2 separate regions of the Homo sapiens genome follow, and region 2 is linked to region 1. A link is an interaction called in ENCODE POLR2A ChIA-PET data of the cell type or tissue named here. Cell type or tissue: PC-9. All regions are shown on one strand.

Region 1 (8,000 bases):
ATGTACTTTTTTCTCTCCATTAAAACACACACACACGTTCAAAAAGGGCATATATATATATATACATATATAAATTTTTTTTTTTTTTTGAGATGGAGTCTTGCTCTGTCGCCTAGGCTGGAGTGCAGTGGCGCAATCTCAATTCATTGCACCCTCCGCCTCCCAGGTTCAAGCAATTCTCCTGCCTCAGCCTCCAAAGTAGCTGGGACTACAGGCACGCACTACCATGCCAGACTAATTTTTTTTATTTTTACTAGAGATGGGGTTTCACCATGTTGGCCAGGTTGGCTTGAACTTCTGACCTCAGGTGACTCACCTGCCTCGGCCTTCCAAAGTGCTGAGATTACAGCGGTAAGCCACCGCACCCGGCCAAAAAGAACACATATTTTCTTATAATTTTTTCAGACAGTATTTGACATAACAAAAATACCATCATACCAAAAGAACCAAACAGTCCCAGAGGACTCACTATAATACAGCTATCTAAAAATTACAGTCTCTAAAAGTCTCTCTGTTTCATATTGGAATGTAAGCATTAACTCTGCATTTCCCAAGCTAATCTGGCAACAAAAGCCCTTTACATGTAACACCTATTAATTCTGCATACCCATTATTCCTGCAAAAACACTCTGGGAAACACTGGCATAAGAGTCTAAACTTCTTAGCAAAGAATACAAAAGCTCCTCCTTGATCTGGCTGCTATTTAATTAACCTCAACTCTAGTCTACCTAAAACTCTTCCCCCAAACCACCTAAATGCCATGTTACGTTTTCTTTTGCCCAAGGGCCTATCCTAACTAGTTTTGCCTAAATAGTTCTTTACCTCTTCTTCACCTAATATTTACTTTTCTTACTTTCCCTAGCTTTGCTGTTCCAGTAGGCTCTCTTTGATGAGCTCCTGTAGCACCCACTATAAATTACGGTGTATTATCATGTGCTTAGTCTGTCTACAGCAAAAGACCTGGCACACAACAGGTGTTTAATAAATACTGGCTAAATGAAGGGGATTCTTATACACTGCTACTAGGAAAAACTAATAAAGCACAGTTTTGGTATTACTACCTTCTTTTTCATATATCATGCAAATAAATGACTGGTGAATGAAAACAGAACTCAGAATAGTATGCAAAGGCTATGATTTGATCCCAAACTCTTTTTCTAGTCTAATCTCCCACTCTGCCATTACTCATCCCATTCTTTTTTTTTTTTTTTTTTTGGAGTTGGACAGGAGGGCAAGAGGTTTTTCTGTCTTCCTAGAATGCCACTTTCCTGTTGTCCACCTGTGTGATGCGCAGTAAGACTCTCAAGAGGTATTTCGACTTGTAAAGCTTCCCTGCGCTTTCATAATACTTTATGTATTATCTATTATGTATCATGCTTATTTCATTGAATTTTGTTTTCATTTAAACGGTACATTTTTTTCACAGGAATTTTAAACCTGAGATCTACAAGAATGGGTCCAGGGATAGAATCAGGGGTCTATGAATTTAAATGAGAAAAAGACACAACTCTATTATTATTAAACACAGCCTGAAATTTGGTGTTTCCTTCACTCTCAAATGCAGGCAATTAACAAGGTAGTATTAGGCAGTACTGGGTATATTAGTAATTACACAGGGTAGTATATTAGGTAGTGGTGGGTAGTATACTAGCTAGTATACTAAATTAGGTAGTATTAGGTGACTCCATTAACAAGAGAAATCTTACATCTTTTCATATCATATTATAGTTGTTGCAGATACTTTGAAATATTTATGCTCATCACTACTTCAAAATTCTGGTACTTATATCTGCTGCTAGAATTTATTATTTAATGCATTAATAAAGCATTAAATAAAAATAAAAAATGTTTTTGTACTATGTTAACTACATATCAATATAGTTGGCTTTCCTTAGTAATGAATACATAACATATATTTGGCCTTGCTATGTGCTTTGATTTATGCATTTAAACATATTCTGAGAAAGAGTCCATAGGTTTGCCAAACTGCCAAAGAGGTACGTGGTACCAAAAAAAGGTAAAGAACCACTGCTTTATGGTAAAGAATGTATCTTATTTACCTTTCATTGTTTGTAGCATACATAGGTATGCAAGAATTGGTGTATGCTCTCAAATTCACTTCTCTTCTAAAAAGAACTGTTAGGCTGGGAATGGCGACTCACGCCAGTAATCCCAGCACTTTGGGAGGTCGAGGTGGGCGATCAGCTGAGGTCAGGAATATGATACCAGCCTGGCCAACATGGTGAAACCCCGTCTCTACTTCAAAAATGAAAAAATTAGCTGGGCGTCGTGGTGCCTGCCTGTAGTCCCAGCTAGTTGGGAGGCTGAGGCATAAGAATCTCTTGAACCTGGGAGGTAGAGGTTGCAGTGAGCCAAGATTGCCCCACTGCACTACACCCTGGGGGACATAGTGAGATACTGTCTCAGAGAAAAAAAAAGAAAAGAAAAAAAAATTATTTCCATCTGTGGCTCCCTTTTTCTATTTTTCTCAACACGGGAGCCCAAAACTTTATCCTGAGCTAATAGCATATTTTAATTCTAAACTTCAAAGTAAGTTATTTGGCCGGACGTAGTGGCTCACGCCTGTAATCCCAGCACTTTGGGAGGCCGAGGAGGGCAGATCACCTGAGGTCAGGAGTTTGAGACCAGTCTGGCCAACATGGTGAAACCCCATCTCTACTAAAAATACAAAAATTAGCCAGGCGTGGTGGCAAGCGCTTGTAATCCCAGCTACTCGGGAGGCTGAGGCAGGAGAATCCCTTGAACCCAGGAGGTGGAGGTTGCAGTGAGCCAAGATCGCACCATTGCACTCCAGCCTGGGGGACAAGAGCGAGACTTTGTCTCAAAAAAAAAAAAAAAAAAAGAGGAAAAGAAAAGAAAAGAAAAGAAGTTTATTTTAGGTGAATGACTCCTAAACCAAATATAGTTCCTTAACCTATCCGGAGTCATGTGCTCCTTTGATCACTTGATAAATGTTCAATTAGTTGAAATAAATGAAAATACTTATTACCCACAACAAATCCATAGGTCATCTGGTTATAAACGAACACTTATCTGATTTTAGAGGGAACTTACAATTTTAAATCCAGAATAAAATACTTTTCATATATATCAATGGGAAAACAAAGGGGGAAAGGATTACACAACAAGGTCCACAAATTATACAAGATAATGATGGGCTTCAGAAGGCAAAAGAGTAATGAGTCTTTTCTAACTTGTGGTTGGGACAGAATGGACATTGTATTAATCTTTCTTTCTTTTTTTTTTTTTTTTTTTTGAGACAGGGTCTCACTCTGTTGCCCAGCCTTGAGTGTGCAGTATCAAGGTCACAGCTCACTGTAGCCTCCACCTCCCGGGCTCAAGTGATCCTCCCACTTCATCCTCTTGAATAGCTGGGACGACTGGTGTGTACCATCATGCCTGGCTAATTTTTTGTAGTGACAGACTCTCCTCTATGTTGTCCAGGCTGCTCTTGAACTCCTGAGCTCAAGTGATCCTCCTGCCTCGGCTTCCCAAAGTGCTGGGATTACAGGCATGAGCCACCGTGCCTGGCCTAATCTTTCAACCAAGTATTAACAAAGATATAAATTGGCAGATATGTTAATAGCAGTGGGTTTGGAGTCAAGGTATTCCGGGATTTGAGTCAAACTTTGTCACGTACTAGCTGTGAGAGTCAAAGCATTTAACTTCTACCTCAGTTTCCTCATCTGACTGCAGGAGATGTTAGCACCTCACAGAGTTTTTCAGAATATTAAATTAGATAATGCATACACAGATTTAACATTATTGTTAGCACATAAACACTCAACAATGTTGATAATATTAACTTACATATATTATCTATACAACACATGAAGATGTAAAAATGATAAAAAATGCTCTTAGAAAAGAATACTATTGATACATATATACTTAAAAATATGTAATCAATGAATTAGATTCAAAATTATCCCCTTTTGTAATATAAACACTCATATTGGGGTACATACCGGATCAACTTGCCATATGATAACTGTTGTATCTTTTGATCCTGTTGCTAGTTTAGTGCCATCATTAGAGAATTTACAGAACCACACTTCATTACAATGCTCCGTAAGTATCTGCTGCGTATAACATGGGAACTGCCTCCTAAAACAAAGAGGTCCACAAATTATTCTTTCAAAACAGATTAGAGTAATAATAATAAAAAAGGTTAAATAACTGACAAAACTTCTTTGAAGATCACATCACTAACTTTAAAAATAAGAAGTGAATGCATTTGTAAATCTTTTTTTTTTTTTTGAGACAGGGTCTCTCTGTTGCCCAGGCTCTGTACTGTTGTACAGTAGCACAATCATAGATCACTGTAGCCCTGACCGCCTGGGGTCAAGAGACTCTCCCACCTCAGCTTCCTGAGTAGCTGGGACCACAGACCTGTGACACCAGGCCCAGCTACATTTTTTTTTACTTGCTACTGGGGAGGCTGAGGGGGAAGTATTGCTTGAGCCTGGGAGTTAAGAGGCTGCAGTGAGTTATGACTGCACCACTGCACTCCAGCCTGGGTGATGGAGTGAGATCATTTCAAAAAACAAACAAACCAAAACCAAAATCAGAATAGGCTCCAGATAATGAGTTTAGGTCCTTCTCACTCACAAGCTTTAATGTCTTTGGCAAGTTATTTAACAACTCTTAGCCTGAGTTCCCACATCTACAAAAGGAGATTAGTATCTACCTAACAGGGTTCTTAGAATTCTTGTAAGAATTAGAAATACATTTAAAATTTCTGGAATGTAAGAGATACTCAAATGTGATTAATAATATTTGGGGGGATGCACAGGAGAAGTGCAATATATGGCAAGGAGTGCAGTAGTTAAGAGCAAAGCCTTAAGAATGGGAGCAGTAGTCTGACAGACTTAGATTTAAATCTTGGCTCAGTCACTTAGCTATGATTCTGAGATATTAAATTAACCTCTCTAAATCTCAATTTTTCCAACTATCAAACAAAGATTAAGGTATCTGCCTTACAGAATTCCTTACCCAAGGATGAAATAAGAGGAAGAGAAAATGACTATAAACCATTTAGACTGAATCTGACACTTAGCTAGTACCTCATAAATGGCAGCTAATATTATATATCAAGGGCAAAGCATTTTGTGATTTATGATCCGGTTTACCAACTTAAATGACTATTTTCATTAAGCACTCATTTAAAAAAAAATCATTCTTTTCCAACCTCTATATCAACTGTCCAACAGAACTTTCTGTGACAGTGGAAATGCTATATACCTGTGTTATCTAATATGGTAGCCCTCACTACAAGTGGCTATTGAACACTTGAAATGTGGCCAGTAAGCTGGAGGAACTTGATTTATTTAATTTGAATTATTTTACATTTGAATTTAAATGGACACATGTAGTTAGTGGCTACTGTTTAGACAGAACAGCTCTACCTTATAAATTCTCTGTATTATAAAAAACGTTATTTGAGTAGGCTGGGCATGGTGGCTCACACGTGTAATCCCAGCACTTTGGGAGGCCAAGGCAGACGGATCACCTGAGGTCAGGAGTTCAAGACTGGCCTGGCCAACATGGTGAAACCTCATCTCTACTAAAAATACAAAAATTAGTCGGGTGTGGTGACACATGCCTGTACTCTCAGCTACTCAAGAAGCTGAGGCAGGAGAATCGCTTGAATGTGGGAGGTGGAGGTTGCAGTGAGCCAAGATCATGCCACTCCACTCCAGCCTGGGTGACAGAGTGAGATAGTCTCAAACAACAACAACAACAAAAACCCCCCCCCCCAAAAAAAACGTTATTTAAACAATAATGGATACACCTTTAAGTGTATCTTGAAACACGGTCTTCCTTGCTTCTTTTCCCAATCAATAATTTAGAATTACATTTTGTCAATTCACCAGTCTGAAACAAAATATACATTTAAAAATAAATTAACATTCTTTATTTGGTACACATGGCAATCTACCTTAGCAGATGGGTATTTGCAGGCTGTTTTAAACTTTCAGATTTTTAAATTAAATTGCTTTAATATTACTACTATACATGTGTGATTTTAGATAAAATAATCAATACTAGCTGACATTTATTAAGCAATTACTAGGTGCCAAATGCTGCTTTAGACACTTCACATATAATATTGCTCATGGAAGTACTATTATCCCCATTTTCATGAGGCTCAAAGAGGACAAATAATTTACCAGATGTTATAAAACTGATAAGTAATTGTACTAAGATTTGGACCTATGGTTGACTCCAAGACCAGTTTTCTTTCCAAATACCATTTTAAAATCATATTTTTCAAGGCACTGCTGGACAAAATTCCAATCAAATAAGCAATTTCAGTATCAGAAATAGTTTTTTCCTCCTCTAATGTTTATCTTTATTTGTTTTTTTGAGATGGAGTCTCGCTCTGTTGTTCAGGATGGAGTGCAGTGGTGCGATCTCTGCTCACTGCAACCTCCACCTCCTGGGTTCAAGTGATTCTCCTGCCTCAGCCTCCCCAGCAGCTGGGATTACAGGTGCGCACCACTACACCTGGCTGATTTTTTTGTATTTTTAGTAGAGACAGGGTTTCATCAAGTTGGCCAGGCTGGTCTCGAACTCCTGACCTCACGTGATCCAGCCACTTTGGCCTCTCAAAGTGCTGGGATTACAGGCGTGAGCCACCACGCCCGGCCTGTTTTTTTTTTTGAGACTGAGTTTCGCTTGTTGCCCAGGCTGGAATGCAGTGGCACGATCTCGGCTCACTGCAATCTCTACCTCCCGGGTTCAAGCAATTCTCCTGCTTCAGCCTCCCCAGCAGCTGGGATTACAGGCACCCACCACCACACCCGGCTAATTTTTGTATTTTTAGTAGAGGCAGGGTCTTGCCATGTTGCCCAGGCTGGTCTCAAACTCCTGGGCTCAAGTGATCTCCCCACCTCGGCCTCCCAAAGTGCTGGGATTACAGGTGTGAGCCACCATGCCCTGCCTAGAAATTGTATACAATCTAATAAACCTTTTCAATGTACATCAGGATTTTTTATTCAGAATAATTCATTTTAATCAGAATAATTTTAATCAGAATAATTCATTTATTCATAATTCTTTATTCTCCAGAAAAAAGCGGGTATTTAATTTCAAAGCTAAGATTTAATTTCCGAAAATAGTTTTCTAGTTCCAATGCTAAAATCTAGTTTCTAAAAGAGTAAAGAAAGTAATAAAAATTAGCAACTTTTCTTTTGAAGACTTTTAGATAAATAATAGGAATTAAATTTAGGTTCAGACCCAGCATGGTTGCTCATACCTGTAACCCTAGCACTTTGGAAGGACAAGGTGGGAGGATCACCTGAGGCCAGGAGTTTGAGATTGGCCTGGGCAACACAGTGAGCAACCCCATCTCCAAAAAAAAGAAACCACAAAACAACAACGAAAACACAAAAACAAAGCAAAAAAGTTTTTTTTGAAATTAGCTGTGTGGTGGTCCACACCTGAAGCCCCAGCTGCTCAGGCTGAGACGGGAGTTCAAGGCTGCTGTGAACTATAATTGCACCACTGCACTCCAACTTGGGCTACAGGGCAAGATCATGTGTTGAATAAAAACTTTTTTTAATTAAAAAATAACTAAGTAAATTCAGGTTCTATTTTTGCAGTTTAGCAATAAAGGGCATAACTCACTCTCAAGACTGTGTATATAACGTAATGTCTGACATTATTCTCTTAGTGACTTTAAAATCTCTACAGTAAAAAGCTAAGGCTGACTCCAAGTTTTCTGGTTTGGGAAAACTGGGTAGATGGTTGCTTTTCACTGAGGTAGGGAATTTAAGAAAAAGCAGATTTTGCAAAAATAGGTGAGAGGGAAAGGAAGTTCTGTTTCGGACATGCTGTGTTTAATGTACTTGAGAACCCAAATTGTGGCATTAAGGTCTAAGGCTCAGGAGATAAATTCTGTAGCTCTGGCCTGTATCTAGTTGTCATTAGAACCATGGAAGTATAACTAAGGATGAGGGAAGAAACAATTCTGG
Region 2 (8,000 bases), 460 kb after region 1:
GCCTATTTGTTTTAAGGTAGAATTTATTACAGTAAAAACCATCCTTTTTAGTGTACAGTCTGTGAGTTTTGACAAATGCATACAATCATGTGACTATCACCAAACTCAAGATACAGAACCATTCTATCATACTAAAGAATCCTCAAATTCCCTTTGGAGTCAGCCGCCAGGCCCAGCCCCAGCCCCAGCCCCAGCCCCAGCCCCTAGAACTACTAATTTGTTTTCTCTATATAATTTTGAATTTTCCAGAATGTCCTATAAATGGAATCACACAGTATGTAGCCTTTGAGCCTGGACTCTTTCATTTAGCACAATGCATTTGAAATTCATCCACATTGTTGCATGTATCAAGAATTTGGTCCTTTTTATTTCTGAGTATTATTTTATTGTATAGGTGTACCTTGATTTATCCACTTGTTGAAGGACATTTGAGTTCTTACCAGTTTGAGGCTTTTAAAAATTAAGCCACCATAAATATTTTCATACCAATTTTTTTGTGAACATAAGTTTTTATTTCCCTTTATAAAGATATGAGTGAGATTGCTGGGCCATAAGTATATGTTTAACTTTATAAGAAGTGGCCAAACTGTTTCCAAAGTGGTTGTACATTGTACATTACCACCAATAGTTGCTCTGCATTCTTGCCAACACTTGTTATTATTAGTCTTTTCAATTTTAGCCATTCCAGTAGCTAATTAGTTGTATCTCATTGTGATTTAAGTTAGCATTTCCCTAATGACGAATGTTCAAATTATGTTGAACATCTTTTCATGTGCTTATTTGTCAACCATATATCTTTTTGGTGAAGTATATGTTCATATCTTTGCCCATTGTCTTAGTTCATTTGTGCTATGATAACAAAATGCCAGAAACTGGGTAATTTATAAACAATAGTAATTTATTTCTCACAGTCCTGGAGATGAAAGTCCAAGATCAAGCTGCTAATAGGTTCAGTGTCTGGTGCAACACCCAGTCTATGCTTCCAAGATGATGCCTTGTTGCTGTGTCTTCCAGAAGTGATAAACACTGTGTCCTCACATGATAGCAGGGACAGAAACAGTGAACTCACCTCCTCAGACCCTTTTATAAAGAACTAATCCTATCTATGAGGACAGAGCCTTCATTGTTTAATCATTTCCTAAAGGCTCTACTTCTTAATACTCTTGCATTGGGGATTAAGTTAAAATCAAGGGCACGGTCCCACAGAAACCTAAAGTATTCGTAATTAATTTAGAGAGAGAGAGGCAATTCTCAAAAAGAACTATGGGTCTCCCTTTTGCCACAGGAAACCAACAGAAACCAAATAGACAGCAAAACAGGAAAGTTACCGAGAGAATGTTTTGACAAAAATGCTACCAGCCTGCACTAATACAGACAGTCATAGTTCAAGAAGTAAAAACATCTCTTGGGCACCTAACTTTCTACAGATGAGGAGCAGGCCAAGAAAGGTTCTCAGCTGCCAAGCTGGGCATATTCTGCAGTGGTCTCTTCAGATATAGCCAAAGAGGATGATGGAAAATAAAGGACATCTCAGAGGGCAGAGCCAACAGCTATGGAAAAAATGTTTAGAGAACCACTTCCAGGAGTCAGAATCAGGGCCCAATCTAAGACCATGTTTTTACCCCATTTAAAGATTTTTAGAAAGGTAAAATAATGCCTCTCACACAGGTATAAAATGAACCAATGTTAAAAGATTTTATTTAACCATTATTAATGAGGGAACCCAGCAGATGTTGCAAAGAAAATTCTCAAAGAAGAATCTAAAAATCAGACACCTTTGTATATCAGGAATGTGCAAGTGGAGATGAAATCGGCATCTTTCACAGTTGGAGAGAGAAGTCAGTTAAAATTCTATTGGACAGAATTTTTTGCATGTCTATAGGTAAGAATTATTTTGCATTGCTATCATTTATCTACAATTTACAGAGTTGTAAAACAGCTTAAAGACAATGAAAGACACAGAGCTCTTACAGCATCAGAGTCAGACAAAGAAGAGTATATGTTCAACAATGGATCATTTTCCAATGAGGTATACATTTTTCCCTATAGCCCCCAAGATTTGTCCAGCAGGATTTCAGAATTGCTATGGACCACTGACTGGGCTATTGTGCCTCCTTTTGCTCCCCTTTTCAACTGGGAGTATTTATTGCAATTATCTGGTTCTACCATTGTATGATGGACACAGGTTGAGTATCCTTTATCTGAAATGCTTAGGACCAGAAGTGTTTTGAATTTTGTATTTTTTCAGATTTTTAATTATTTGCATACACACAATGAGATATCTTGGGGATGGGACCCAAGTCTAAACATGTGTGGAAAAGTTATAGCACAGGTGAAGGGGGTGGAAGAGTCTTCTTCCCTTGGAAATACTGAAAAAACTGTGCATTGTGTGCCTGCATTTTGACTGTGTGACCCATCACATGTGAGAGGTCACATGTGGAATTTTCCACTTGTGGCCTCATGTTGGCACTCAAAAAGTTTCAGATTTTGGAGCATTTCAGATTTTAAGATTGTCAGATTAGGGATGCTCAACCTCTACATAGGTCTTTTATGGCTGGAGGGGAACTATCACTACAATCAGAGCCTGATGAAGGTCATGAGGTCCTGGACTTGAAGCCTGATGTTGAATTGGATGAGGCTCTTGAGGTATCTTGGAAAGAAGATGAGTAAATTTTGTGGAGAGAAATGAATATTTGTGTCCAAGAAGGTAGATTGAGTAGACAATATCATTTAGTAATTATTCATTAGAATGCATTGGGACAGATTCTTTAAAGGCATTTTTGTGGTTTGGCTCTGCTCTCTTGATCTTCTGTTCTCCATCATAAGAATGACATGTCCCAGATAGTGACTAATACTCCAACCTAGGTCTCTGAATGGAAAGACACATGAAAGTTGGCTAAATTCAGTAGATCTCAGTCAAGCCCAGTAGAGTCCAGCTTAGTCTAGTAGAGTTTTAGCTGACCTGTAGTCCTCAAGTAAATGAACAAGAAAGAAATATTTGTTGTTGCAAGCTACTTGGGGTAGTAAAAGCTAATACATTTCTTACTTGCATCCTTTTAAGATAATTTGAAGGCATTTATCACATTTTAAAATGTTGTCAGATATTGAATAATTACTCTATGAGGTACTTACAGAAATTTACATGACCAGCAGTAGTATACAGATTTCCAGACTCATCAACTTTGGTATTTTCATGTATTTTTATTTTTGCTCATGTAGTAGTTGAATGTAACACTTTTATAATCTGAAACAACATTGAAATGTTTGCTTTAAAAATAAAGTGATGAGGTTCTGGCTGGGCGCGGTGGCTCATGCCTGTAATCCCAGCACTTTGGGAGGCTGAGGTGGGCGGATCACAAGGTCAGGAGTTGGAGACCAGCCTGGCCAACATGGTGAAACCCTGTCTCTCCTAAAAAAAATACAAAAATTAGCCAGGCGTGGTGGCGGGGGCCGGTAGTCCCAGCTACTCGCAAGACTGAGGCAGGAGAATTGCTTCAATCCAGCAGGCAGAGGCTGCAGTGAGCCAAGATCGCGCCACTACACTACAGCCTGGGTAACAGTGAGACTCTGTCTCATAAATAAAAATAAATAAATAAATAAATAAATAAAGTGACGAGGTTCAAATGAAGGGAAGCCCACTCTGATGCCAGATCTAAAGGATGAAGATGGGGCTGACCCTGCCCTGGGAAATAGGAGACAGAAGGGGAAAATCTGGGGTCCTGCAGATAAGGAGCATGTGGAGGCAGTAGGGATAGAGAAATCTCAGAAGCAAAGGTGGAAGCTGGTGACAACAGGGTCCAGGATGTGTATCATGAAAAGAACCAGCTTATCTAGCGCTCTCAACCCTGGGATGCCAGTGATGGATTATGGGCCTGCCCCTCAGATGTAAAAGATGCACTGGCTTAGGTACACATTGTTTTAATCTAAACTTGTTTCTCACTTTTTCATACCACAAGATTATTGTGGGATGAATGGTAGTGTCAAGAGAACCAGACTGGAAGTTAGAAGACCTGGGTGTAGGTCCCTCCTGATAAGCTGTGTCTCTCAGCAAGTCAGTGATCTCTACGAAAACGAGGGATTTGAACCATTTGACTTCTAAGTTTCTTCCAAGCCAAAAACAATGATTTTACTATTTAGTGAATCAATTTTTCTAGTCCACAATTTTGCTGTGCTAGAACAGTAACCTGCAAATCTTCAGGGTCTAAAACACCCCAATCTTATTTCCTTTCACTTGTTTACCTTGCTGGATTACCCTGAATAAAAGGACAAGAAGGCATATCTTTTTAAAAGTCAGAGGTATGTTTATCCAAGTAAAAGAATATGTTCACAAAAAGACTAATACAAAAATGTTTGCAGCTGCTTTATTTATAATAATACGAAATGGACCAGGTGTCCATCAACAGGAGAATGAATAAACAGTGCACTGTAATCTTACAATGGAATACTACTTAGCAATAACAAGGAATGAACTATTGATACATACAACATAGATGAATTTTAAAACATTGTGCTAAGTGAAAGAAGCCTTACAAAAAACAGTACATTATATGATCCTATTGCGATTATAGAGCAGTCCAAACAAATCTATGGTGGATGGTAACACTTTTATAATCTGAAACAAACAACATTGAAATATTTGCTTTAAAAATAAAGTGATGAGGTTCAAATGAAGGGAAGCCCACTCCGATGCCAGGTTGGTGATTGCATCTGAGAGGTGGGGGCAGGGATTGACTGTGAAGGGGCATGAGGGAATTTTCTGGGGTTTATGGTAATGTTCTGTATCTCAACAGAGGTTTGGGTTACAAAGGTTAATGCATTGTTCCAAATGCAGTGAATGTACTCCTTCAATGTATATACATTTAATGTCTGTAAAATTTACATAAAATACTGCAAAAAATCAAACTTTATTATGAACCATATTAATTATATGCACATTGAAGTATTTCAGAGGAAGTCTACCGATGTCTTCACTTTACTTTGAAATGCATCAAGCAACAAGATGGATTCATGCCTGAATAAAAGGATGGCTAGACAGACATGTAATAAAGCAGGCATAGTAAATATTAATAATAGTATTTAAGTGATGAGTATACCAACGTTTACTGTAACATTCTTTTAACCTTGTTATTTGCTTGTAATTTTTCATGATAAAATATTGAAAGAAATCAAGGTAGTTGTTGTGTTTGTAATTTTAAGAATTGCATTAGATGATGATAAAAAGACATATATATGAGTATTATGAAATCAGATTAAGAATCACTATTGTCTTATTTCAAAGGTCCATTAAAATCTGTTATTAAAATTAACAGATGCTGATGAGAATCTGGAGAAAAAAGAACTCTTATACACTGTTGGTAGGAATGTAAATTAGTACAGCCACTACAGAAAACAGTATGGAGATTTCTCAAAAACTAAAAATAGAACTACCGTATGATCTAGGAATCCCACTATTGGGTATTTATCGAAAGGAAGAGAAATCAACATTTCAAAGATGTATCTGCACTGCCATATTTATTGCAGCAGTATTCACAATAGTAAAGATATGGAATCAAACTAAGTGTTCGATAGATGAATAGATAAGGAAAATGTGGCATATATACACAGTGTAAACTATTCAGCCACAAAAAAAGAATGAAAAATCATGTTCTTTGCAGCAACATGGATGGAACTGGAGGTTATTATGTTAAGTGAAATAAGCCAGACACAGACAGACAAATATTGTATGTTCTCACTCATAAGTCAGAGCCAAAAAGTTGATTTCATCGAGATGGGGAGTAGAATGATAGATACTGAAGGCTGGGAAAGGTGTCTGGATGGGATGGGGGAATAAAGAGAAGTTGGTTAATGGGTGCAGACAGTGAGATAGAAGGAATAAGTTCTAATGTTTGATAGCAAAAAAGAGTGACTATAGTTAGCAACAAAGTATTGTATAGTTGAAAATAGCTAGAAGAGAACACTTGAAATGTTCCCAACACATAGAAATGATAAATACTAGAGGTGATGGATACCCCAAATACCCTCACTTGATTATTACTCATTCTTGCATATAACAAAATATTACATGTACCTTATAAATATGTACAAAATTATGTATTGGTTAAAAAAACACCCTTGTAGAGGCAGAATTATGTATCTCTACATCTCCCAACAGTGAGCACTTTATTCCTGATTTGCCAAGGAGCTAGTCTGATGGACAGAAAGAAGTGTGGTAGACCTTCTCTAAGATGGTCCTCATCTCCTGGTATTCATGCACTGTGTCAGCAGTCCCCTTCTCTGCAGTGCGTCTGGACTTACCAATTCAGTTATCATGAATAAAACATAGCAAAAGTAATTGGATGTCATCACCAAGCTTAGATTATAAAAAGATCATAGTTCTCATCTTCGGCATTCTCTGGCTTTCTCTCTCTCTCTCTCTCGGATCAGCAGTTTCCATGTAGTGGGGACACTCAGGTAGCTACCTGGGCATGCTACTTGAACTCTCTGAGCCTCAGAGAGGCTCATACCCATGCCTACCTCATAAAGTACTAAATGAGATAAAGCATATAAAGCACTTAGGAAGTGCCCGGCATAGAATATGTGTTCAAGCAATTCATTTATTCATTCAGTGTAGACTTCTTGGGCATTTAGTAGTCAATAGTACATGTCTGATGCCATTCTAGGCCATGGGGATCCTGTGGTGAGTGAAAAAAGTCCTTGCTCGGATCGAGCTTACAGTCTGGCGAGGGGAAAACAGATGTACAGTGCAGGTGGCAATAAGGTCTGTGAAGAAAAAGTCCAGCAGGGGAAGGGGATCGCATGTGTGAGTTTATAGAAGATGGTCACATTTGGGTGTGAACCTCTGCCTGCTTTGGGGAAAGGTGCTCTAGGCAGAGGCAACCACAGCCGCTAAGGTCCTGGGTTGGGGTCTTGTTTAGTATGTTTAGAATAGGAAGGAGTTGGGGCCGAAGCAGAGAGAGATGAGGGCAGAGAAAAAAGTCATGGGGGCCAGATTCTGCAGGGCCTTGAAGGCCATTGTTGAGAGTTTGCATTTGACTCTGAGTGAGGGGAAGCTATTGGAAGGTTTAAGGTAGACCAGTGATATCATCAGACTTATGTTTTAAAAGCATTACTTTGTCAGAGCAGATGGATGGAATACAGGTTGATTGCTGTTTTTATTATTATTACTAGTATTCTTTTGTACATCTTTCTTCTCTGGGAGAACCAAGTGTTTTTCTTTCCCTCAGAACAGGTATAAAAATGTGAATAAATCCCCCCGAGGTGCTGTCATATGGTAGAGAGCAGTATTTTGGGGCTGTCTTATTTTCTTATAAAGCTAACTTCTCTTCAGAGCCTATTATAATTTTTTAGTCTCAGTTGAGGGACTTGAGAACAATATATTTAGATTATTTTCTCAAAGAGCTATTGGTACAGATTTTAAACAACAATCAGTGTGTTCAGTAAAATCACTCATGGCCTTATTAGTCATGCAGCACTTGTGGATTGGTCCAGAAAACAGAATTTAGAGGATGGGTGCATATGTATATGTGCATGCTTGTTTATGTGCATAAGTGTGCATGTGTGTGCAGATGCACAGGTACGTGTATGTGTATTACAGTCCTGGTGTAGGTATGTGAGTGAATGTGTTTCTATGTGCACGTGTATGGCACATGCACGTGTGGCATATGCATGTGTGCGCATACATACATGTGTGCGTATGGATGACAGAGTGTATTCTCTATGTGTGCACATATGTGTGCTTTATGTGCATTGTATGGCTTGGGTGTTGCATATTTATAAGCATGTGCAGTGTTCATGGGCCTCTGTTTGATGCAAAACTAAGAAGTGGCTCGTCACCATCTCTGTCCTTGATATATTTTCAATCCAGTTGGGGAGATTCAATATAGAAGCAGCTGTGAAATAGCACTGCCATCAATAGGTCATCTTTTATTGGACGTTTTCTACAAAGTGTGTCATTATTCATGAGAGTATGCTGCAATAAAATATGGTCTTTGTTTTCTTTA

What was found. ChIA-PET counts read pairs that join two places held together with the same protein. Peaks named below come from ENCODE experiments on the same cell type or tissue, not always from the same donor. Only the 100,000 strongest peaks of a DNase experiment are listed, where the experiment ranks them.
Region 2: POLR2A ChIA-PET joins it to region 1 with 5 read pairs; 2 of 35 experiments call an interaction of 5 or more read pairs at or near these places.

What each region holds. Positions count from the first base shown.
Region 1 is chr1:224,407,438-224,415,437 of GRCh38, forward strand. It overlaps WDR26 (WD repeat domain 26), which reads right to left. Exons shown (of 14, transcript NM_001379403.1): 7 at 3,990-4,128. Among named protein-coding and RNA genes, the nearest start is that of MIR4742, 13 kb to the left of the region's middle. In PC-9, no CTCF peak of the experiment used is centred here; a DNase peak (open chromatin) is centred at 324; H3K4me3 peaks cover 781 bases; H3K27ac peaks cover 3,036 bases.
Region 2 is chr1:224,865,054-224,873,053 of GRCh38, forward strand. No RefSeq gene overlaps it. Among named protein-coding and RNA genes, the nearest start is that of DNAH14, 61 kb to the right of the region's middle. In PC-9, no CTCF peak of the experiment used is centred here; no DNase peak of the experiment used is centred here.